Regions from separate parts of the Homo sapiens genome. Here region 1 is linked to region 2. A link is a loop called in an ENCODE intact Hi-C map of the cell type or tissue named here. Cell type or tissue: HepG2. All regions are shown on one strand. Each heading gives the region's core, and the rest is flanking DNA. Links, peaks and the distances in the headings are about the cores only. Region 1 has its middle 50 kb from the start of EQTN. Region 2 overlaps IFT74 (intraflagellar transport 74).

What was found. Peaks named below come from ENCODE experiments on the same cell type or tissue, not always from the same donor. Only the 100,000 strongest peaks of a DNase experiment are listed, where the experiment ranks them.
Region 1: it touches region 2 in a loop (5-fold over the local background); 2 of 110 quality-filtered maps call a loop at or near these places.

The regions. Positions count from the first base shown.
Region 1 is chr9:27,240,908-27,253,832 of GRCh38, forward strand. It overlaps the pseudogene REXO6P. Among named protein-coding and RNA genes, the nearest start is that of EQTN, 50 kb to the right of the region's middle. RefSeq lists enhancers at 10,242-10,743, 10,744-11,243. In HepG2, for the core only: a CTCF peak has its summit at 6,960 (motif pointing right); a DNase peak (open chromatin) is centred at 6,994.
Region 2 is chr9:27,029,224-27,041,305 of GRCh38, forward strand. The region is part of intron 13 of IFT74 (intraflagellar transport 74); the gene reads left to right. Among named protein-coding and RNA genes, the nearest start is that of LRRC19, 30 kb to the left of the region's middle. In HepG2, for the core only: a CTCF peak has its summit at 4,785 (motif pointing right); a DNase peak (open chromatin) is centred at 4,788.

The sequences.
Region 1 (12,925 bases), core at 2,118-10,117, 210 kb after region 2:
TGGAACCAAGTTGGAAAACACTCTGCAGGATATTATCCAGGAGAACTTCCCCAATATAACAAGGCAGGCCAACATTCAAATTCAGGAAATACAGAGAACACCACAAAGATACTCCTCGAGAAGAGCAACTCCAAGACACATAATAGTCAGATTCACCAAAGTTGAAATGAAGGAAAAAAATGTTAAGGGCAGCCAGAGAGAAAGGTTAGGGTACCCACAAAGGGAAGCCCATCAGACTAACAGCTGATCTCTCGGCAGAAACTCTACAAGCCAGAAGAGAGTGGGGACCAATATTCAACATTCTTAAAGAAAAGAATTTTCAACCCAGAATTTCATATCCAGCCAAACTAAGCTTCATAAGTAAAGGAAAAATAAAATCCTTTACAGACAAGCAAATGCTGAGAGATTTTATCACCACTAGGCCTGCCCTAAAACAGCTCCTGAAGGAAGCACTAAACATGGAAAGGAACAACCAGTACCAGCCACTGCAAAAACATGCCAAATCGTAAAGACCATCAAGGCTAGGAAGAAACTGCATCAACTAATGAGCAAAATAACCAGCTAACATCATAATGACAGGATCAAATTCACACATAACAATATTAACCTTAAATGTAAATGGGCTAAATGCTCCAAATAAAAGACACAGACTGGCAAATTGGATAAAGAGTCAAGACCCATCAGGGTGCTTTATTCAGGAAACCCATCTCACGTGCAGAGACACACATAGGCTCAAAATAAAGGGATGGAGGAAGATCTACCAAGCAAATGGAAAACAAAACAAGGCAGGGGTTGCAATCCTAGTCTCTGACAAAACAGACTTTAAACCAACAAAGATCAAAAGAGACAAAGAAGGCCATTACATAATGGTAAAGGGATCAATTCAACAAGAAGAGCTAACTATCCTAAATCTATATGCACCCAATACAGGAGCACCCAGTTTCATAAAGCAAATCCTTAGAGACCTACAAAGAGACTTAGACACCCACACAATAATAATGGGAGACTTTAACACCCCACTGTCAACACTAGACAGATCAACGAGACAGAAAGTTAACAAGGGTGTCCAGGAATTGAACTCAGCTCTGCACCAAGCAGACCTAATAGACATCTACAGGACTCTCCACCCCAAACCAACAGAATATACATTCTTTTCAGCACCACACCACACCTATTCCAAAATTGACCACATACTTGGAAGTAAAGCACTCCTCAGCAAATGTAAAAGAACAGAGATTATAACAAACTGTCTCTCAGACCACAGTGCAATCAAACTAGAACTCAGGATTAAGAAACTCACTCAAAACAGCTCAACTACATGGAAACTGAACAACCTGCTCCTGAATGACTACTGGGTACATAACGAAATGAAGGCAGAAATAAAGATGTTCTTTGAAACCAATGAGAACAAAGACACAACATACCAGAATCTCTGGGACACATTCAAAGCAGTGTGTAGAGGGAAATTTATAGCACTAAATGCCCACAAGAGAAAGCAGGAAAGATCTAAAATTGACACCCTAACACCACAATTAAAAGAACTAGAGAAGCAAGAGCAAACACATTCAAAAGCTAGCAGAAGGCAAGACATAACTAAAATCAGAGCAGAACTGAAGGAAATAGAGACACAAAAAAGCCTTCAAAAAAATCAATGAATCCAGGAGCTGGTTTTTTGAAAAGATCAACAAAATTGATAGACCGCTAGCAAGACTAATAAGGAAGAAAACAGAGAAGAATCAAATAGATGCAATAAAAAATGATAAAGGGGATATCACCACCAATCCCACAGAAATACAAACTACCATCAGAGACTACTATAAACACCTCTATGCAAATAAACTAGAAAATCTAGAAGAAATGGATAAATTCCTCGACACATACACCCTCCCAAGATTAAACCAGGAAGAAGTTGAATCTCTGAATAGACCAGTAACAGGCTCTGAAATTGAGGCAATAATTAATAGCTTACCAACCAAAAAAAGTCCAGGACCAGATGGATTCACAGCCGAATTCTACCAGAGGTACAAGGAGGAGCTGGTATCATTCCTTCTGAAACTATTCCAATCAACAGAAAAAGAGGGAATCCTCCCTGACTCATTTTATGAGGCCAGCATCATCCTGATACCAAAGCCTGGCAGAGACACAACAAAAAAAGAGAATTTTAGATCAATATCCCTGATGAACATTGATGCAAAAATCCTCAATATAATACTGGCAAACCGAATCCAGCAGCACATCAAAAAGCTTATCCAACATGATCAAGTGGGCTTCATCCCTGGGATGCAAGGCTGGTTCAACATAAGCAAATCAATAAACGTAATCCAGCATATAAACAGAACCAACGACAAAAACCATATGATTATCTCAATAGATGCAGAAAAGGCCTTTAACAAAATTCAACAACCCTTCATGCTGAAAACTCTCAATAAATTAGGTATTGAAGGGATGTATCTCAAAATAATAAGAGCTGTCTATGACAACCCCACAGCCTATATCTTACTGAATGGGCAAAAACTGGAAGCATTCCCTTTGAATACTGGCACAAGACAAGGATGCCCTCTCTCACCACTCCTATTCAACATAGTGTTGGAAGTTCTGGCCAGGGCAATCAGGCAGGAGAAAGAAATAAAGGGTATTCAGTTAGGAGAAGAGGAAGTCAAATTGTCCCTGTTTGCAGATGACATGATTGTATATCTAGAAAACCCCATTGTCTCAGCCCAAAATCTCCCTAAACTGATAGGCAACTTCAGCAAAGTCTCAGTATACAAAATCAATGTGCAGAAATCACAAGCATTCTTATACACCAATAACACACAAACAGAGAGCCAAATCATGAGTGAACTCCCATTCACAATTCCTTCAAAGACAATAAAATACCTAGGAATCCAACTCAAAAGGGATGTGAAGGACCTCTTCAAGGAGAACTACAAACCACTGCTCAATGAAATAAAAGAGGATACAAATACATGGAAGAACAATTCCATGCTCATGGGTAGGAAGAATCAACAATGTGAAAATGGCCATAGTGCCCAAGGTAATTTATAGATTCAATGCCATCCCCATCAAGCTACCAATGACTTTCTTCACAGAATTGGAAAAAACTACTTTAAAGTTCATATGGAACCAAAAAAGAGCCCTCATTGCCAAGTCAATCCTAAGCCAAAAGAACAAAGCTGGAGGCATCACACTACCTGACTTCAAACTATACTACAAGGCTACAGTAACCAAAACAGCATGGTACTGTTACCAAAACAGAGATATAGACCAACGGAACAGAACAGAGCCCTCAGAAATAACGCCGCATATCTACAACCATCTGATCTTTGACAAACCTGACAAAAACAAGCAATGGGGAAACAATTCCCTATTTAATAAATGGTACTGGGAAAACTGGCTAGCCATATGTAGAAAGCTGAAACTGGATCCCTTCCTTACACCTTATACAAAAATTAATTCAAGATGGATTAAAGACTTAAATGTCAGACCTAAACCCATAAAAACCCTAGAAGGAAACCTAGGCAATACCATGCAGGACATAGGCATGGGCAAGGACTTCATGTCTAAAACACCAAAAGCAATGGCAACAAAAGCCAAAATTGACAAATGGGATCTAATTAAACTAAAGAGCTTCTGCACAGGAAAAGAAACTACCATTGGAGCGAACAGGCAACCTACAGAATGGGAGAAAATTTTTGCAATCTACTCATCTGACAAAGGGCTAATATCCAGAATCTACAATGAACTCAAACAAATTTACAAGAAAAAAAACAAACAACCCCATCCAAAAGTGGCCAAAGGATATGAACAGACACTTCTCAAAAGAAGACGTTATGCAGCCAAAAGACACATGAAAAAATGCTCATCATCACTGGCCATCAGAGAAATGCAAATCAAAACCACAATGAGATACCATCTCACACCAGTTAGAATGGCGATCATTAAAAAGTCAGGAAACAACAGGTGCTGGAGAGGATGTGGAGAAAAAGGAACACTTTTACACTGTTGGTGGGACTGTAAACTAGTTCAACCATTGTGGAAGTCAGTGTGGTGATTCCTCAGGGATCTAGAACTAGAAATACCATTTGACTCAGCCATCCCATTACTGGGTATATACCCAAAGAATTATAAATCATGCTGCTATAAAGACACATGCACATGTAAGTTTATTGAGGCACTATTCACAATAGCAAAGACTTGGAACCAACCCAAATGTCCAACAATGATAGACTGGATTAAGAAAATGTGGCACATATACACCATGGAATACTATGCAGCCATAAAACATGATGAGTTCATGTCCTTTGTAGGGACATGGATGAAGCTGGAAACCATCATTCTCAGCAAACTATAACAAGGACAAAAAACCAAACACCGCCTGTTCTCACTCATAGGTGGGAATTGAACAATGAGAACACATGGACACAGGAAGGAGAACATCACACACCGGGGCCTGTTGTGGGGTGGGGGCAGGGGGAGGGATAGCATTAGGAGATATATCTAATGTTAAATGACGAGTTAATGGGTGCACCACACCAACATGGCACATGTATACATACGTAACTAACCTGCACGTTGTGCACATGTACCCTAAAACTTAAAGTGTAATAAAAAAATGTAGTAACTCAACCTCAACAGCGCTTTTCCTCTTCTTCTCTTTGAAAGTGTCCAGAAACCCCATACCATCATCGACCAAACTCTACTGCCAGTAGTAGGGGCCAGAGAAGTCACCGAAACAGCAATTCAGAAATTAAAGATGTTCTTGGGCAAGGTGACTACTTCTTTCCTTTCACGTCTTCTTTTACCTTCCAAATGACCAGATCCATGCAGGCTTTTGCATTTTCACTAGCATTGTGACCTCCAAATAGTACAGAATATTTTTTAAAGTGTTAGACATAAGACAACCATAATCTCTGATGTTACTTACATATTTCTCAAAATTAAGCCTTCAATTTATGTTTCTAACAAAGTTAACACTGCTCACCTATCGAAATATCATTAATACCTAATACAACCTCCAATGATTGCTTTATAAATGTTTTACATGAATGTACTAGATTAACAAACATTGTTCTTTTTCTAGGTAGTCTTTCCTCTGTCACATTATCACTACCTTGCAATGATTGGCTAGCACATCGGTACCCTCAGCTGTGTATCTCCTTCCCAGGGAGGTATGAGAAGAAAGTGGAGGGATCACCAAAGCAAGACATCTGCCTAGAAGCCAGAAATGTCGAATGGTTAAAAAAAGAAAAAAAAAAGTAATCTCTCTAAATAAAAGAACAACTTTAGGCACAAGTTTATATGGTTTTAAAAAGTAGATAAAATTTACCCAAAACATAAAGCTGTATAGTTCTGGTGAGAATAATAAATGATATCTGAGATTGGGTGAGAAAGTCGTATGGTCAATGCTTCTAAAATGGTGTAATAGTTTTCATTTCTTTACTTGTGTCTTACCCCAAGAAAGCTCTGATATTTTTTTAACTTTTAGAAGATTTTGTTTTAAACAGATTTGTTAACTGAAAGATTATGACCATGGTTCAAGATTATTTTCAACAGAAGGCCCTACAAATTCTATAATAGAATGTTATGGGAATTCTTTCTGAAATGAGTATTCTTAACAAAGCAGAGGATGTAAAAGATTCTCTGGAGAGGAGTGTAAGTTCATCATAAAATGAAATCATTTTGTATAATGAATGATATGATCAGAGGAACATCCATATCTCGAGAATCTTTAGAAACAAAGCAGCGTAATATAATTTTAACATATTTAAAGTTAACTTGCTCTACTGTTTGTACACAGGAAGGGCCTATATAGGCATACATGAATATACAGGTATCCTCCATTCCACGCCAGACACTGGTGAAACTGTGCATATAGCAATGCCACGAACAGGTAATTGGTGGCTAGATTTGTTGTACTTGATTAACTTGTTTAACATTGGGTATATTTCATCAGAAAAAGCAGAAATAGAAAAATTGGCAGCAAGATATACAAATCTGGTATAAATCAAGTTCACACATAATGACTGAATTTGAGCCATACCCCCCCCCCCACCCCACACACACACAAATTTTCTCTTGGTGAGATAACCTGGACCCAATCAAATGTAGAAAGAACCTCTTTTGTTCTAATGAGAAGCACATATGAAAAGAGGTATACAGCAAGATTTAGAATGGAACAACAAAAGTTCTGTGCATGAATTCAAAGGCCAGACCCAATGATCTGACCACTGTTCTCAGTGAGATTGCTGTTCTGATTCATGAGGAACACCCAGGACTATACCAGGCAATGGCATATAATGGTTTTTTACACAAGCACAGGCAGATGCTTTAGGATTCTCCACCAGAGGAGAGAACCCCCAGAAAAGAACCTGGTCTCCTACCTTAAGCATCTTAGACAGTAGACCTTTATGATGAACCTCACTGTTGTTCAGTCAAGTCAGACTGAGGGTCTTGACATCAGTCATGAGCAAATGGGCTCTTACCATCATCCTGAACGATTCTCTGCAGGCAATCAGCCATTAGACTCCTAAGGGGTCTTTTGGGAGGCAAGCCAAGCTGATGAGGAAACATAACCGATATGTCCACAACTGAAGTGTGAATTAACTATCAAATAAAAGTAAAAAAAAAAAAACACCTTTAACTTTCAAATAAAAGTAAAAACTCCAAAATAAGGATGCTGATAGCAGCAATAACTACTTAGGAACAAGGACTATGATACAAGAACAGGCAACAGTCGTGATGTGTCAGTTACTGGACTAAGTATATTGCATAGTTTATCCTGCTGTACTTTGCAGAGTAACCTAATGAGATAGGTATTTTTATTGTCCCTCTTCATAGACAAGGAAATTGAAATTTTGAGAGGTTAAAAAACTTGCCTAAACTTACTTAGTAGAGCTGAAGGAAATAAAATCTAAACAGTCTAACTTCAGAGTCCACACTTTTCTACCATGAGGAACCACCAGAGGGCAACATCAGGGCAGAGAGGTTCTCACAAGCACTCGGGGAGGCAGAGAACCAGGCTCTGCCCACATTGTGACTTGGCTGAGAGGGGCACACCCCAGTTCAGTACATGCCATATCGCATTTCAGTGGTTTGCTTATCTGCCTCTGGGGAGAAGGCACACACAACAGCTCAGGCCTATCTAGTTCCAAATCCCCCATGATTACACATGGAAGAAGCTGAATATGTTTTTACTGAAGTTTGGTGATGTGGAAAATATTATTGATAGAATAGATATGGAGGGAGAGGGGTCAGATAATCTAAGGGCTCAGGAAGTCAGGTACCAGTTTGGATTCCTTATTAGGAGAACTGTACTTTGAAAGAAGCATTTAAAGATTAGCCTGAGAACAAGAGTAATTTGAAGACTAAGAAATGAGGAGTCATAAATTTAAAATTTAGTATCAACTATGCCTTGCCTGACATAACACTTTAAATGATTATTCAGTGTGCCAGCCACCATGCTCGGCACTGGTTCCTACCTGCAGGGTAGTCTGTAGGGAGCACAGAGCACAAGAAGAGGAGAAATGATCAAGAAGCTGCACGGGAGAAGGAGGGAGTGGGGAACTCCCGCAGCAGGTACCACTTTGGGGCATCCTAGCACAGTGTCCCTACTCTCAGGGATTTTCAGAGTAGTGGGGAAAGGTGAAACAGGGGTTGGAACAGACAAAACTCAGCTTGGGGGACAAGGGAAGTTTCCATAAGATGACTCTAAAAGAAGTTGATGGTGGAAATAGAGAAAAGTATGAAAATCCATGAGTCTTCTGGGTGGAAGAAACAGAACGATTCCAAGGAATGAGGAAATGCAATGTTTTGAAATTTTCTGGTCTGGAGGACATGCAGGATAGAATGGTTCCTGAGAAATCAGGGGCAGGAAAGTCATAGTGAGAGGTGCAGTTTGGGAGATGATGTTTTTGAGGGGACAAGAGGATACCCCTTTTTTCTTATGAAAAACTCATGTCCCCAACTCTCTTTTCTTACAGTTTGGCAAGGTCCAGAGGCAAGTACATTCCAGTCTCATTTGTCACATGCAGAGACAACATTACTCTTTGAAACAAATATCCTATACTTTGGATACCAGCTTCATCAAGAAAAAGGCTGATATTCATCTATGAAAATTAAATGGCCTTACTCATATTTTTGCACTGAAGAAGAGCTAGCCCTTCTCTGCATGAAGGCTAGTCCTAGGGGTGGCTGAGACAAACACTCAGCTAAAGGTCCCGAAAGTTCTAGAGCTGTGTTGTGCAATGTGGTAGCCACAAGCTTTATGGGACTGTTGAAATTCAAATTAAAATTAAACAAAATTAGAAATGCATTTCCTCAGTCACATTAGACATCTTTCAAGTGCTCAACAGCCAAGTGTGCCTAGTGTCTACCATATTGGGTAGTGCAGATGTAGAATAGAAAGTTCTTTTGGATAACACCGTTCTACGATGGGATGGGTAAACTTTTTTCTAAAAGTGCCAGATTTAATATTTTCAGCTTGCAAGTCACATGATCTGTCACAACTACTCAACAATATCATTAAAGTGTGAAAGCAGCCATACACAATCTGTAAATGAGTGGGTATGATGGCTTCATTCCAAGAAAAATATTTAGAAAAACAGGTGGCCAGCCCATGGGCCGTAGTTCACTGGCCCAGGTCTAGAACGTAGAGCAAAACACACACATTTTAACCTGGAGTATATTAAGGAAAGGTTTTCATGTCTATTATGCCAAGAAAATGAACCTAACATTTAATTTTGAGCCTACCTGACTTAATGTGGAAAAAGACCCCTAAGTATGTGAATAAAATAATCAGTTAATAAATTTAGTCTTGTCTATTTGATTATTAAGGAAAGTCTGTGAAAACAATGGTTTGGGTTTTATCATAATTGATGAGGGACTATTCTTTATGATCTTGATTAGCCAGATGATGTGAACTGTCTGACACGGCTTCTAGTTTGTGGTAGTTAGACTGTATCATCAGCAAAGACAGCGATTATTGTCTTCTTGGTTAACAGGGCAAATCAAGTATCAATTATAACATAATGATAATGACTGCTATCTTAACACATGTGGTTTTATACATTTTTTTTGTAAAAAAATATGTTGGCTTCTAATTCTTTACCTAAGGGTATAGACTATGTTCAAAGTGATGTCCGATTAATACATCACTTTAGTGACACATTAGTACAGTGTCAGCACTAAACAGGTTCAACAAGATAGCTTGGACATCACGGGTTGATGTTTTAATGTTCTTCAAGTCATCTTCTGCCACACCAGAAAACCTACCCCAAGATGACATATAATAGCATATAAAAATTTAACTCCATGAATTTTATCAGTTATAGTTAGAACACATTATTGACCCAATGTGACAAACAGCTGAATGAAACAAAGATCTTATCTGCATGACTGTCAACTACCTCTCTGCTAGTTTACATTGGTAAACTAGGAAAATTTATCATTTGGTTCCATAATGCAAGGCTGAGGGGAGAATACATTATTACAAGTTCAGAGTTCCTGTTGAATTCTGATCTTTGCATAATCTGAATTTTATTCAATACCATTTGTTAAGTATCCTGTCTCCCAGTAACATAAGCCTAAAGACAAAATATGGGTAGCATGGTCGAACAGATGGAGCCCTGGGCAGATTCTAGAAAACCTGGGTTTGAACTATGCTTTGATCTGCCATTTACTTACTATATGTTATTTTCAGGTAGTTATTTAATCTTCTGGTCTCAGTCTGCTCTTCTGTAAAGTAGGGATAATTACCAACCTACTAGTTTATGAGGACCCAATGAAAATGCATGCAGGAAAGTGACTACTCTAGTGGCTTTCATAAAGCACACACTAAAATAAATATTTAGAACTCAGCTACTGCTAAGGGAGAAAAATACTGCACAAGTATTTTTAACTGAAACTATATGGTGATATTGTCTTTTGTAAGGAGCAAAAGATACCTGGCTCCATTACTTGGCTTAGTTAGGGAATATGACACATAGTTAATAAGACATTTAGATCAAGAAGAAGTTAGCATAGATGGAGTGCATGGGTTTGTTTAAAAATATTTTCTAAAGAATGTAATGCATCAAATGCATTTGAATGTTTTCAAGATTCAAAGGTTTTTGTTTTGTTTTGTTTTGTTTTTTAACTAATGTCAGCCCTTCAGTTCTCATTTTGTCATTATGAATATCAATAGTTACCTATTTCCTGATTCGTTCCAAAAAAAGGAATTAGGGAAGATTCTATTAAACTCATGGAAGAATAAGAACAAATAAGGGTATAATAGATGGGAGGGCTGGCAAGATGGCTGAACAGGAACAGCTCCAGTCTGCAGCTCCCAGTGAGATCGACGCAGAAGGCGGGTGATTTCTGCATTTCCAACTGAGGTATCCGGTTCACCTCACTGGGACTGGTTGGAGAGTGGGTGTAGCCCACGGAGGATGAGCTGAAGCAGGGTGGGGCATCGCCTCACCTGGGAAGTGAAAGGGGTTGGGGGATTTCCCTCCCCTAGCCAAGGGAAGCCATGAGAGACTGCACCTGGAGGAACGGTGCACTCCAGCCGAGATACTGTGCTTTTCCCATAGTCTTTGCAACCGGCAGACCCGGAGATTCCCTCTGGTGCCTACCCTACCAGGGCCCTGGGTTTCAAGCACAAAACTGGGTGGCTGGGCGGACACCAAGCTAGATGCAGGAGTTTTTTTTTTTTTTTTTTTTTTTCCATACCCCAGTGGCACCTGGAATGCCAGCGAGACAGAACCATTCACTCCCCTGGAAAGGGGGCTGAAGCCAGGGAGCCAAGTGGTCTGGCTTGGCGGGTCCCACCCCCATGGAGTCCAGCAAGCTAAGATCCACTGGCTTGAAATTCTCACTGACAACACAGCAGTCTAAGGTCGACCTGGGATGCTCAAGCTTGGTGCGGGGAGGGGCGTCCACCATTACTGAGGCTTGAGTATGGGGTTTCCCCCTCACGGGGTAAACAAACCCACTGGGAAGTTCAAACTGGGCGGAGCCAACCGCAGTTCAACAAGGCCGCTGCGGCCAGACTGCCTCTCTAGATTCCTCCTCTCTCAGCAGATCATCTCTGAAAAAAAGGCAGCAGCCCCAGTTAGGACTTATAGATAAAACCCCCATCTCCCTGGGACAGAGCACCTAGTGTAAGGAGTGGCTGTGGGCGCAGCTTCAGCCGATTTAAATGTCCCTGCCTGACAGCCCTGAAGAGAGCAGCGGATCTCTCAGCACAGCATTTGAGGGACAGACTGCCTCCTCAAGTGGGTCCCTGGCCCCCATGTATCCTGACTGGGAGACACCTCACAGCAGGGTTCGACAGACACTTCATAAAAAAGAGCTCCAGCTGGCATCTGGCAGGTGCCCCTCTGGGGTGAAGCTTCCAGAGGAAGGAACAGGCAGAAATCTTTGCTGTTCTGCAGCCTCCGCTAGTGATACCCAGGCAAAAAGGGTCTGGAGCGGACCTCCAGCAAACTCCAGCAGACCTGCAGCAGAGGGTCCGGACTTTTAGATGGAAAACTAACAAACAGAAAGGAATAGTATCAACATCAACAAAAAGGACATCCAAAGACACCATTTGAAGGTCACCAACATCAAAGGCCAAACAAAGGTAGATAAATCCACAAAGATGGGGAGAAACCAGCGCAAAAAGGCTGAAAATTCCAAAAACCAGAATGCCTCTTCTCCTCCAAAGGATCACAACTCCTCACCAGCAAGGGAACAAAACTGTGGTTAATAAAAAACTCCTCTGAGCTAAAGGAGCATGTTCTAACCCAACGCAAGAAAGCTAAGAACCTTGAAAAAAGGTTAGACGAATTGCTAACTAGAATAACCAGTTTAGAGAAGAACATAAATGACCTGATGGAGCTGAGAAATGCACAGTACGAGAACTTTGTGATGCATACACAAGTATCAATAGCTGAATCGACCAAGCGGAAGAAAGGATATCAAAGATCGAAGATCAACTCAATGAAAGTGAGAAGATTAGAGAAAAAAGAGTGAAAAGAAACAAACAAAGCCTCCAAGAAATATGGGACTATGTGAAAAGACCAAATGTATGTTTGATTGGTGTACCTGAAAGAGATGAGAGGAATAGAAACAAGTTGGAAAACTCTTCAGGATATTATCCAGGAGAACTTCCTCAACCTAGCAAGGCAACTCAACATTTAAATTGAGGAAATACAGAGAACACCACAAAGATACTCCTCGATAAGAGCAACCCCAATACACGTAACTGTTAGATTCACCAAGGTTGAAATGAAAGAAAAAATGTTAAGGGCAGCCAGAGGGAAAGGTTGGGTTACCCACAAAGGGAAGCCGATCAGACTAACAGCGGATCTCTCTGTAGAAACCCTACAAGCCAGAAGAGAGTGGGGGACAAAATTCAACATTCTTAAAGGGAAGAATTTTCAACTTGAGAAGATTAGAGAAAAAAGAGTGAAAAGAAACAAGTGGCAGAATTTCCTGTTCAGCCAAACTAAGCTTCATAAGCAAAGGAGAAATAAATTCCTTTACAGACAAGCAAATGCTGAGAGATTTTGCCACCACCAGGCCTGCCTTACAAGAGCTTCCAAAGGAAGCGCTAAACATGGAAAGGAACAACTGGTACCGGCCACTGAAAAAACATACCAAATTCTAAAGACCACTGATGCTATTAAAAAACCGCATCAACTACTGGGAAAAATAACCAGCTAGCATCACAATGACAGGATCAAATTAACACATAACAATATTAACCTTAAATGTAAATGGGCCAAATGCCCCAATTAAAAGACACAGACTGGCAAATCAGATAAGGAGTCAAGACCCATCAGTGTGCTGTATTCAGGAGACCCATCTCGCATGCAAAGACACACATAGGCTCAAAATAAAGGGATGGAGGAATATTTACCAAACAAATGGAAGGCAAAAAAAAAAAAAAAAAAAAAAAAAAAAA
Region 2 (12,082 bases), core at 1-8,000:
TATTACTAACTTTACTAAAATATATACTGTATGAGTAATATTAAAGCAATGATTTAAACTGACCACTTATGAGTTAAAATGATTGCATAAAATTTATTTAGCTTTGCCAAGCAGTTTGTTTTTTTTTTTACAAAAACAGAAGTAAAATGTTTAAAGTTGTTAGAGATTCCTAAGTTATACTTCCTCCTAAGTTACACTTCCTTCCTAGTAATAGTCAATAGTTTACTATAAACAATATAGTCGGCCGGGTGTGGTGGCTCACGCCTGTAATCCCAGCATTTTGGGAAGCTGAGGCGGGCAGATCATCGGAGGTCGGGAGTTCGAGACCAGCCTGACCAACATGGAGAAACCACATCTCTACTAAAAATACAAAAATTAGCCGGGCGTGGTGGCACAGGCCTGTAATCCCAGCTATTCGGAAAGGCTGAGGCAGGAGAATCACTTGAACTCGGAGGCAGAGGTTGCGGTGAGTCAAGATCGCACCACTGCACTCCATCCTGGGCCACAAGAGTGAAACTCGGTCTCAATAAATAAATAAATTAATTAAATAATAATAATATAGTCAACTACTAATGGCAGTAACTGGTAGCGTTAGAGGGGATGAAAATCAAATCACAAATACCACACAAATAATCCAGACAGAATTAATTCCCCACCCAGGTCTAGTAATGAAGTAGCAAAGACTGATTAACCTTATCCTCCCCAACTTTCCCCAGGAGTGGAATTTGAAGAACTAATGCAGGTACCAGAACACCTGAGGGAGCTTGGGGTTTGACTATGTAGAAATACTGTGGTGGGGGTTTGGGTGTGGGGGCTACATTGTTATTTATGGTTAAAGGAGGAGGTTGAGCATCAGTTTCCTAACAAGCTTCTCCCTAATAAGAAAGATAAAAGTAGATTCTCCATAGCATTTTAATCATAGTTTAACTGCAAACCAGTTACTATGCTCTTGGATTATCAAGAATTGATTGTATATTCTTATGAGTTAGGTATGGTATAAACAGTGTGCACATGTACATGTATTCTTGTTATGGCTAAGGAAACATTCATAGCGGTGCAGTGGCTCAATCACAGCTCACTGCAACCTCAGACTCTTGGGTTCAAGTGATCCTCCTGTCTCAGCCTCCTGAGTAGCTGGGAATATATAACGTCTGCCACTACATCCAGCTAAGTTTTAAATTTTTAGTAGTGGCGCATGCCTGTAATCTCAGCTACTTGGGAGGCTGAGGCAGGAGAATGGCTTGAACCCAGGAGGCGGAGGTTGCAGTGAGCCAAGATCACACCACTGCACTCCAGCCTGGGTGACAGAGCAAGACTCCGTCTCAAAAAAAAAAAAAAAAAAGGGTACACTGTTCTATATTTTAGCAGGGAAGGAATTTGTGTATGTGTGTGCTAACTAGAAACAATGAGAAATAGCTCTAATGAAAGTTATATGGTCAGAATTTGGCTACAAGCTCTGCATCATTAGTAAAGCGGAGTATTATTGGCAGATGTCATGCTACTTTCCAAAAAGCCTGAACCCATCCTGATTTCTCCTTTCTTAGTTGAAATGCCAACAATTGCATATTTGCTTAATTATTGCTTTTTAAAATATTGGCTCTGTATAAGCAAGGGAAAGTAATAGAAAAAGTATTGTTCTTCCAAGTAAAGCAGAACACACCAAGTGGACAATAGCAGCTTATATTTTCACTCAACATGGGATACTATTTTTAATAAGGATGTTTTTATCCTCAAGGCTTACTTCTAACATATAGCCAAGTGACTTTTTTGTTTTTAAATGGAGATGAATCTTGCTGTGTTGGCCAGGCTAGAGTGCAGTGACTATTTACAGGCATGATCATAGCTTACTGTGGCCTTGAACTCCTGGGCTCAAGCAGTCCTACTGCCTCAGCCTTCCAAGTAGCCGGGACTACAGGTCCATGTTACTGTGCCCAGCTTGTTTTTGTTAAGGAATCTGTTAAGAAATTCTTTTAGGTCGTGTGCGGTGGCTCACGCCTGTAGTCCCAGCACTTTGGGATGCCGAGGTGGGCGGATCACCAGGTCAGGAGATCGAGACCACGGTGAAACCCTGTCTCTACTAAAAAATACAAAAAATTAGCCGGGCCTGGTGGTGGGCGCCTGTAGTCCCAGCTACTCAGGAGGCTGAGGCAGGAGAATGGTGTGAACCCAGGAGGCGGAACTTGCAGTGAGCCAAGATCGCGCCTCTATGCTCCAGCCTGGGTGACAGAGCGAGACTCCGTCTTAAAAAAAAAAAAGAAATTCTTTTATTCTTACTACAGATTAATACTTGAGAGTTTATATCTTATATTGAAGTCCTTCAGAGTAAATAGTTTCTTCGACCACTTAGCTGAAATCAGGCCCTTAACTTTACTCATTTTTTTTTTTTTTTTTAATGAGATAGGGTCTTTCTGTCACCCAGGCTGGAGTACAGTGGTGTGACAACATAGCTCACTGCAGCCTCAAACTCCTGGGCTCAAGTGATCCTCTTGCCTTAGCTAAATAAAATAATAAATAAAATAAAATAAAATAAAATAAAATAAAATAAAATAAAATAAAATAAATAAAATAAAATGTAAAATAAAATAAAATAAAATGTAAAATAAACTCCTGAGTAGCTAGGACTACAGGTGCACACCACCATGCCCAGCTAATTGTTGAAAACTTTTTTTGTAGGGACAGGGTTTTGCTCTGTTGCCCAGGCTGATCTCAACGTGCTTGGCTCTAGCAGTCTTTCTGCCTTGGCCTCCTAAAGTGTGGGGATTACAGGTGTGAGCCACTGTGCCTGGTGTTTTACTCTTTACTAGTGTATTCCCTTACATTGAATAAATTCTATAAAGAACAGCATTACTATTATAAGACATGTCAAAGCCTTACACAAATCACAAAAAAAGTGATCAGTTTTCTATGCAAAAATACTGAGCCTTTTGAAATCAGGGTAGTTCTCAGCTTCACCCAATGCTGGCTTAGATTTCAACTTTCTCAAGTCTGCTAGGTCAGTTACCAGTTCTCCATCTCCTTTCAGCTTCCAAAATGTTATTGCTGTTGTCTCCTATTTCTATATGCTGGGGGTTTCTACCTTTAAAAATTCTTTTTGCTATAGTTTTAGTGGGGTTTGCGGGAGGATCAAAATTAGATGTGCATGTTCAACGTGCCATTCATACCAGGAAATGACAATTATAAGCCTTAATTACCTAGAATTTCTGAAACTTTAAGCACCTTGAAGGTAGATCATTTTACTTATTTTTAAAAAGATTTTTTTTGTGTGTTTTGCCTTAAATGACCATCCTCATGCTTTCATTAACTGGGCAATTAGCCTCAGCTTATAGGAGGTCATCCTTTTCAGCTTAAAAAAAAAGTGTCCTGGCCGGGTGCAGTGGCTCACGCCTGTAATCCCAGCACTTTGGGAGGCTGAGGCAGGCGGATCATGAGGTCAGGAGTTCGAGACCAGCCTGACCAACATGGTGAAACCCCATCTCTATTAAAAATACAAAAATTAGCTAGGCATGGTGGTGTGTACCTGTAATCCCAGCTACTCAGGAGGCTGAAGTAGGAGAATCGCTTGAACTCGGGAGGCAGAGGTTGCAGTAAGCCAAGATCGCGCCACTGCACTCCAGCCTTGGGCGACAGAGCAAGACTCCATCTCAAGAAAAAAAAGAAAAAAAAAAGTCTTTTAAACTACTTAAAATTATTTTAAAGATTCAGATTAATTTTTTAAAATTGTAATTTTAAATATGAATCTGGCATGTATTTAACATGAAAAATGCAAGCAGAAAAGTATATAAAGTAAAATGTCATCTCCTTTCTCCTCATCCAAGTCTTCAGAGGTAATCATGGTTTACAGTTTAATGTTTAGGCTTTTAGACTTTTAATACATTGATAAACATATTTTTAAATGGAGTAATACTAATATACAGTTCTTCTGAGCTTGAGTCTTTTCATTTAACTGTATAATATACATTCTTCCCTATGAGGATGTATACTTCATTCTGAGAAATGGTATAGCATAGTGGTCAATGTTAGGGCTCTAAAGTCAGACTTAAGAATGGTGCCTGGTACAGGTGTGGTGGCTCATGCCTATAATCCTAGCACTTTGGGAGGCTGAGGGGGGTGGATTGCTTGAGCTCAGAAGTTCGAGACCAGCCTGGGCAACAGGGCGAAAACCTGTCTCTACAAAAAAATACAAAAATTAGCCAGGCATGGTGATGTGTGTTTGACTTGTAGTCCCAGCTATTTGCTAAGGTAGGATGATTACTTGAACCTCGGAAGTCGAGGCTGCAGTAAGCCGAAATCACTCCAACCAAAATCATGCCACTGCACTTCAGCCTGGATAACAAAGTGAGACCCTGTCTCAAAAAAAAAAAAAAAAAAAAATGGTGCCTGGTGCACATTAAGCGCTTCTGACAACCATTAGCTACCCCTATGATTGTTGTTACATAGGATTCATTGTATCCACATTGATATTTAGGCTGTTTCTAATTTTTTACTCCCAAGAACAGTGCTGCACTAGTACATTCATGTTTATAACTTGTCTGTTTATTTCCACAGAATAAATTTCTAGAAGTGAAATTTTGAATGGAATATTATTTATATTTACAACTGGTTTGCAAATTTCTTCCCAGAAAAGGTTGTATTATGTTATACAACCAAAAGCAGTATGTGAAGGTGGTTCCTTACCAATGCTAGCCATAAGTTTTTTAGTTTTTGTCAGTCAAGATAAGGTACACATCACTGACAGTTCCGAAGTTTTGACTGTTAGGCCTGAATTTGTAGTACCACCGCGATCCACAAGATGGGGCTAATTTTCTGAGCATCTATTAATATATACACAGTAGGATTGACAAATAGAGTTAACAAATGTTGTACGGTCACTGTCATATGTCTCTCCAGGAGGGATTATTGGGCATTATTACTCACCAAAAATGATTACTTTCCAGATTCAAGTATTTTCCCAAATGTGGAGTTGATTGTAAAACCAAATATATGATTATTAAAATACCATAATACATATAAATAACTAGTTGCTACAATGTGGTAAATATGTCATAATAGAAATATATGCAAAGTGCTATAGGAATATTGAATTACTGTCTTAAATTCTGAATGAATTCATTGTAACTTTCTGCATAATATATATGTGTCATTCAAAGTAGTAAAATAACAAAATATAATACTTTGGTTTGTCTATAGTATACTTTTTCATACTCAGAGTTCTAAAGCCTTGGTTAGGACCATTGTTTCTTTAATTATGGAGGGTAAAATAAACAATGTTAAAGACAGAATACTTTTATTTATTATTTATTTGTTTATTTATTTATGTATTTTGAGACGGAGTTTTTCTCTTGTGGCCCAGGCTGGAGTAAAATGGTGTGATCTTGACTTACCGCAACCTCCACCTCTCAGGTTCAAACAATTCTCCTACCTCAGCCTCCCAAGTAGCTGGGATTACAGGCATGCGCCACCACACCTGGCTAATTTTTTGTATTTTTAGTAGAGATGGGGTTTCTCCATGTTGGTCAGGCTGGTCTCAAACTCCTGACCTCAGGTGATCTGCCTGCCTTGGCCTCCCAAAGTGTTGGGATTACAGGCGTGAGCCACCACGCCTGGCCAGAATCATTTTATTTTAAGCACATGTCCTGTTACTAGAATGCCTGGATTCAAATCCAGGCTGTGCTGTTTGATCTTGGACATGCTATTTATGCTATTTAATCTTACTTTATCTTAGTTTTTTTTCTTTAAAATGGAGGTAATTACAGTACCTACCTCTTAGGGTTATTGTGAGAATTAGATTAGATAATTAAATAAACTTAATTATTAATAGTCTAATGTTGGCTGGAAGCCTTACCAATAACATAAATGGTAAACATATATAAACACAAAACACATTCATAATAGCAGTCAATTTAAAATATGCTCATAAATATTAATTAGTGACTTATTGTTAATGCTGTTACTTTATAAAAGCAAAATTGAATAACTTTACTGCAGTTATTTTCCCAAAGCATACATTAGAAAGTATTTTCCCGTCAGTATTTCCTTCAGGATGTACAAAATAACCTATTTAGTTTCAAAGTGGTTTATCTTCTGGTATCTGAGATTTCAAATGGCATCTATCCATTACTATTCTGTGGTTTTCCAACATATATCTGCTGAAGAAGAATGAATTATTATTGTTCAATCTAGAAATTGTTTAAACTATACATTGAATCTTTCATTAAAATGGTGGTATTACATCTACACCAGGATCATCACCACCATCTGAAACTTGTTAGAAATGCAAATTCTTGGGCTCTACCCCAGACCTATTGAATTTGAAACCCTAAGGAGAGGGCTCAGCAATTTGTGTTTCAGTAAGTCCTCCTGGTGATTCTGATTCATGTTAAAGTTTTATAACCACTACTTTCGAAAATGATTAAGGACCATATGTTTAGTATATGCTGCTTACTACCAATTATACTGTATGATTTTATATACAGTACTCTGTTGGAACAAACTTCTACATAGTCCTTTTGTTTTACATAATTAGATAATAAAAATTATACAATTTATACAATATGTAAAAATTATAATTACAGTTTTTAAAGTGCCTCCTGTCTTTAGAAATAGAATTATCTGATCTTGTTTGCATACCTGTAATTTAAAATTTAAAATGTAGTTGACCCTTCAAGACAGCATTGGGATTAGGGGCACTGAGTGTGCCATGCAGTCAAAAATCCATGTATAACTTTTGACTCCATAAAAACTTAATTATCAAAGGTCTACTGTTGGCTGGAAGCCTTACCAATAACATAAACAGTTAACACTATTTTGTATGTATTATATACTGTATTCTTACAATAAAGTAAGCTAGAGAAAAGAAAATGTTATTAAGAGAACTATAAAGATTTTTATTATTTTCCACTTACTAATGAAATGGAAGTAGGTCATTATAAAGGTCTTCATCCTCATTGTCTTCACATTGAGTAGACTGAGGAAGAGGAGGAAGAGTTTGGTCTTGCTATCTCAGGGGTAGCAGAGGCAGAAGAAAATCTGCATGTAAGTAGACCCACCAAGTTCAAACCTCTGTTTTTCAAGGGTCAACTGTATTTCCCAGAGAATGTATATTTAGAAAATTGGGTGAAACCTAATGCCAAAGTTAGTTTAAAACATTAAGCTTATATGTACTCTTTTTACCACAGCAATTTTGTAATATAGTCAATTCTTTGTACCCACGGGTTCTTCATCTGCAGATCCTACCAACTATGGATGGAAAATACTTGAAAAAAATACAGGAAGTTTCAAAAAGCAAGTTTGAACCTGCCATGTGCTAAGCACTATGCTGAATCCATTTGAACTGAAGAATACCCTGCTATAGCCTCCCATTGTTTCACAGATCTTCAGTCTCTCTCTAGCACCCACTGTTTGAGCAGTGTTCATCTGGCATTTTATTCATTGGCTACTTGTGTTCACTCTTTGCTTCTGTGAAAAAAAAAAGACTCCTAAAAATCAATTATATGGTGAAAGAAATCCCTTACAGACTAAGAGAGAGCGTAAAGTGCTGTCTCTCAACAAGAAAATAAAATTCTTAGATCTTTTGAAAAGTGGCGTGTGATTTACCAAAGTGACACAATAAAACAGAAGGAAGCTGAAGCTGACATTTGTGGAAGTTTTAGTGCTGCCCCTACAATGGCAAAAAAAATTATTGCTGTGATTCATGATAAAATGCTTGCAGAGACTGGTCGGGCACAGTGGCTCACGCCTGTAATCCCAGCACTTTGGGAGGCTGAGGCGGGTGAATTACCTGAGGTCAGGATTCAGGACCAGCCTGGCCCAAATGGTGAAACCCCGTCTCTACTAAAAAATACAAAAACTTAGCCGGTAGTGGTGGTGGGCACCTGTAATCCCAGCTACTAGGGAGGCTGAGACAGGAGAATTGATTGAACCTGGGAGGCAGAGGTTGCAGTGAGCCAAGATCGTGCCATTGCACTCCAGCCTGGGCAGCAAGAGTGAAATCCCATCTCAAAAAAAAAAAAAAAAAAAGCTTGCAGAGACTAAGAAAACATCAAATGTATGAGTAGACAAAATATCACAGAAGCATGTCCCTGTTGATGGCAAAATTATGTATGAAAAAGCATTTAGCCTTTGTGAGCATTCCTATGAGGAAGTTGAAGAGAGTGAGAGGAAGGAATTTAAGGATAGTAAGGGATGACTAGCTAGCTGTGGAAAGTAGTACAGCCACACGAACTTAAAGATCACAGGAGAATCAGCATTAGCTGATGACCAGGCAGTATCAGCATTCCCAGAAGAGCTCAAGAAACTCAGAAGACAAAGGATACCTTTCATAGCAAGTCTTCAGTTGTGTTGAAAGAAACTTGTTATAGAAGAAGAGGCCTAATACCTACATCCGTAAGAGTGTCAAGCAGGCTTTGGGGTTCAAAGCCTGGAAAGATCGTTTTACTCTGGTGCTATGTGGCAACACAGCAGGTTACATGGTCAAGCCAGGTCTTGTGTACCAAGCAAACAGTCCCTGGGTCCTTAAGAACAAAATCAAAAATTGCCTACCTGTGTTCTGGCAACACAATAGGAAGGCTTGGGTGATGGCCATCTTGTTCCTGGAATTCAGTTTTATTCCTAAAATGAAGAAATACCTGGAAGAGAACAGGGTGCCATTCAAGGTCATCCTCATAATTGACATTACTCACAGCCATCCCTGATCTCTCTACTTCACTAATGACAATGTTGCAGTGATGTTCTTGCCTAAGGCAAGTACTACCTCACTGTTTTAGCCATTTGATCGAGGCATCAGCAAGTGCATTAAATGACTTACACCCACCTCACCTTTGGGAGGATTTGTGCTGTCCTTGATGCTAACCTTGACTACAGTGTCATGGATTTATGGAAGAGCTTTACAATTGCAAATGTAGTTGTGCTTTTTACAGAGGCTGTAGATGCCCCAAAGCCCAAGACAGTCAGTGCATGTTGGAAGCCATTATGGAATGAGGTAGTCAGTGATTTCAGGAGCTTCCCCATTATTGGTGCAGAAGTCAGGAATATGGTTTTGTTTTTGTTTTTGTTTTTTTTGAGTTAGAGTCTCACTCTGTCACCCAGGCTGGAGTGCAATGGCGCGATTTTAGCTCACTGCAACCTCTGCCTCCTGGGTTCAAGCAGTTCTCACGCCTCAGCCTCCTGAGTAGCTGGAATTACAGGCACATGCCACCACGCCTGGCTAATTTTTGTATTTTTAGTAGAGATGGGTTTCACCATATTGCCCAGGCTGCTCTCTTGGCCAGGCTGGTCTCAAACTCCTGACCTCGTGGTCCGCCTGTCTTGGCCTCCCAAAGTGCTGGGATTACAGGCGTGAGCCCACCGCGCCCGGCCCAGGAATATCTTGAATGTTGCAAAGGAAGTTGATGAGGAATGCTTCTCTGACATGATCAAGGGTGACTTCGAGGAACACATAGAAGAGCATAGAGAAACCCTTACCAACAAGGAACTCAAGGTTCTGCTGAAATTCTCTACAGGAGATGATGACAGTGATAACAGATTTAGCAGAAACAGAGTCCTCAATTTGGATACTTGAAAAATTTGCAGCAGTTTTTCAACAGGTGCAAGTGTTAAAGGGTATGATCCTTCAGTGGAACAAAGCCTCCGTGTCACCTGAGGGATAGCAACATGCCTACAAGCACTGCAAGAGTTGTTTGATGCTTCAAGAAAAAAGGAGAAACAGCTTCCTAGAACAATGTTCCCAACTAAAGCCGTCTGTATTATGAAGCCTCGACCTTAAACGCTTGAAGATTCTTCCAGCATAAATGATCTTTCCGATGTCCTGTTAGAAGGTTCAAGTTAGCCTTGTGTTTCACCACTTACCTACAGTGCTGCGCATCTCACCACCTCACCATATGGGCACCATGGGCACCAAATAGAAATTATAATCGTCATCATCGTCAAATGAGGGTTATCAAGAGAGAAAAGCGACAGTTTATGCTTCTTTTTTTTTAATTTTTAAATTTTTTGTAAAGACAGGATTCACTATTTTGCCCAGGCTCGTCTCGAACTCGCAGCCTCAAGCAGTCCTCTTATCTTGGCCTCCCAAAGTATTGGGATCATAGGTGTGAGCCACTGTGCTCAGCCAGAAGAGCCAGAGTTTTGATGCGTCTTAATGTACTCTTTCAGGTCATTAAATGAAAGTCATCTGCAAGTGTTGATAGAAAATGTGGCTGGGCGTGGTGGCTCATGCCTGTAATTCCAACACTGTGGGAGGCTGAGGCAGGAGGATTTCTTGAGGTCAGGAGCTTGAAATCAGCCTGGACAACATAGACCCCATTTCTATTTTTAAAATAAAAATAAAACAAAAAGTGTTACATTGTTGCTGATGTATACTGTGTAGTTTGCCCTACAGTGGTTGCATCTGTACTGAACATGTACAGTCTTATTTTCCTTGTCATTATTCCCTAGACAACACAGTGTAACAACCATTTACAATATATTAGGTATCATAAGTAATCTAGGGATGATTTAAAGTATGTAGCAGGAGGGTATATGTAGGTTATATGCAAATACTGTGCCATTTTATGTAAAAGACTTGAACATCCTCAGGTTTTGTTATCTACAGAGGGGTGGGGGTACTGAAACCAGTCCCCATCAGATACCAAGGAATGACTATTTTATATACTAACTTGCTGCTTACTGTAATAATGGTATGTGAAAAGTAGATGGGAGAGATAGACTGAATGCAAAAAGATGGAATTTTATAGGCCCCCACAACTAATTAAAATTGAAATAGGAGTCAGGGAGGAGAAAGTGTTCTGGCTCACTAAAATATGTGAAAATGTTAGAAGGGGTTTAGATAACTCAATATGAATTAATGTGATACAGCCTTGAAAACGGCTGAAATCCTAGATTGCATAACAAAAAATGGTTATGTAGACTATGGAGAGTGACATCTTCTTGGAATCTTAAGTTTCTTGGCATAATATGTTAAAAGGGTTAGAGAAAAACTAGAGCTCGTTCATAGCAGAGTGACCAGAATGGTAATAGGGATAGAAACCATGCCATATAGAAGATATTGAGGCCAGGTGCAGTGGCTCACGCCTGTAATCCCAGCACTCTGGGAGGCTGAAGTGGGGGGATCACTTGAGGTCAGAAGTTCAAGACCATCCTGGCCAACATAGTGAAACCCTGTCTCTGCTAAAAACAAAAATTAGCTGGGCATGGTGGCGTGTGCCTGTAGCCTCAGCTAGCTGGGAGGCTGAGGTAGGAGAATCGCTTGAACCTGGGAGGCGGAGGTTGCAGCTGAGATTGCACCATTGCACTCCAGCCTGGGCAACAGAACGAGACACTGTCTCAAAAAAAAAAAAAAAAAAAAAAAGAAGGAAAGGTACTGGGAGACTTTGCGTGCTTCAGAAGTATTCCAAGTGCTAAGAAACAGTCTGGCTGTGCAAAAGTCCTGTGGAGTTTTTTCTTGCCCCGTCTCCCTGATTTTGTTTTCTGTTGACCTTTCAACTCCAAAATCAGTAGGCTTTGCTGAGTTGGGGACCTTGAGTTCAGGAGAGTTACTAGTACATGCCTTGTTGTGTATTGATCAGGAGAGAAGATTGGGATAGCCACCTATTTGGAAAATGGTAATCAGACCTTCTTAGGGGCAGAACTACTTCTCAGAGTATAAAAGCCTATAAAGCCTGAGTCAGGAGAACGTCATTTGATGCCAGAGAAGTAAAAGTATGGGGTGAACTTCCCTTGCAGTGAGGACAGAGGTAGTTTTGGTGGTGCTCAGACTATTGGCAGTGCAAGAAGAGCATATCTCCCTTACTGCACTGCTGGCTATAGCAGAGACTATAAAAAAGCAATGGTGTCCTTTCTACAGTAGCCCCAGTCTTTTGTTAACAGCACATACGCATTTCTTCTTTCCTACTTGAGGGATGAAAAAGCCTGAATTTATAGTATACATTTTTGTATACTTGTCTTATTAGAGTATAAATTCTTCAGAGGAAAATATTTTACTTTTTTCTTTAATCCCCATGTTACCCGATAAAGTACCTTGCTGGTATAATTCCTGTGTAAAATCCTCCTGAAGTCTTTTCACGCATCTGGTTACCACAGCACTTCA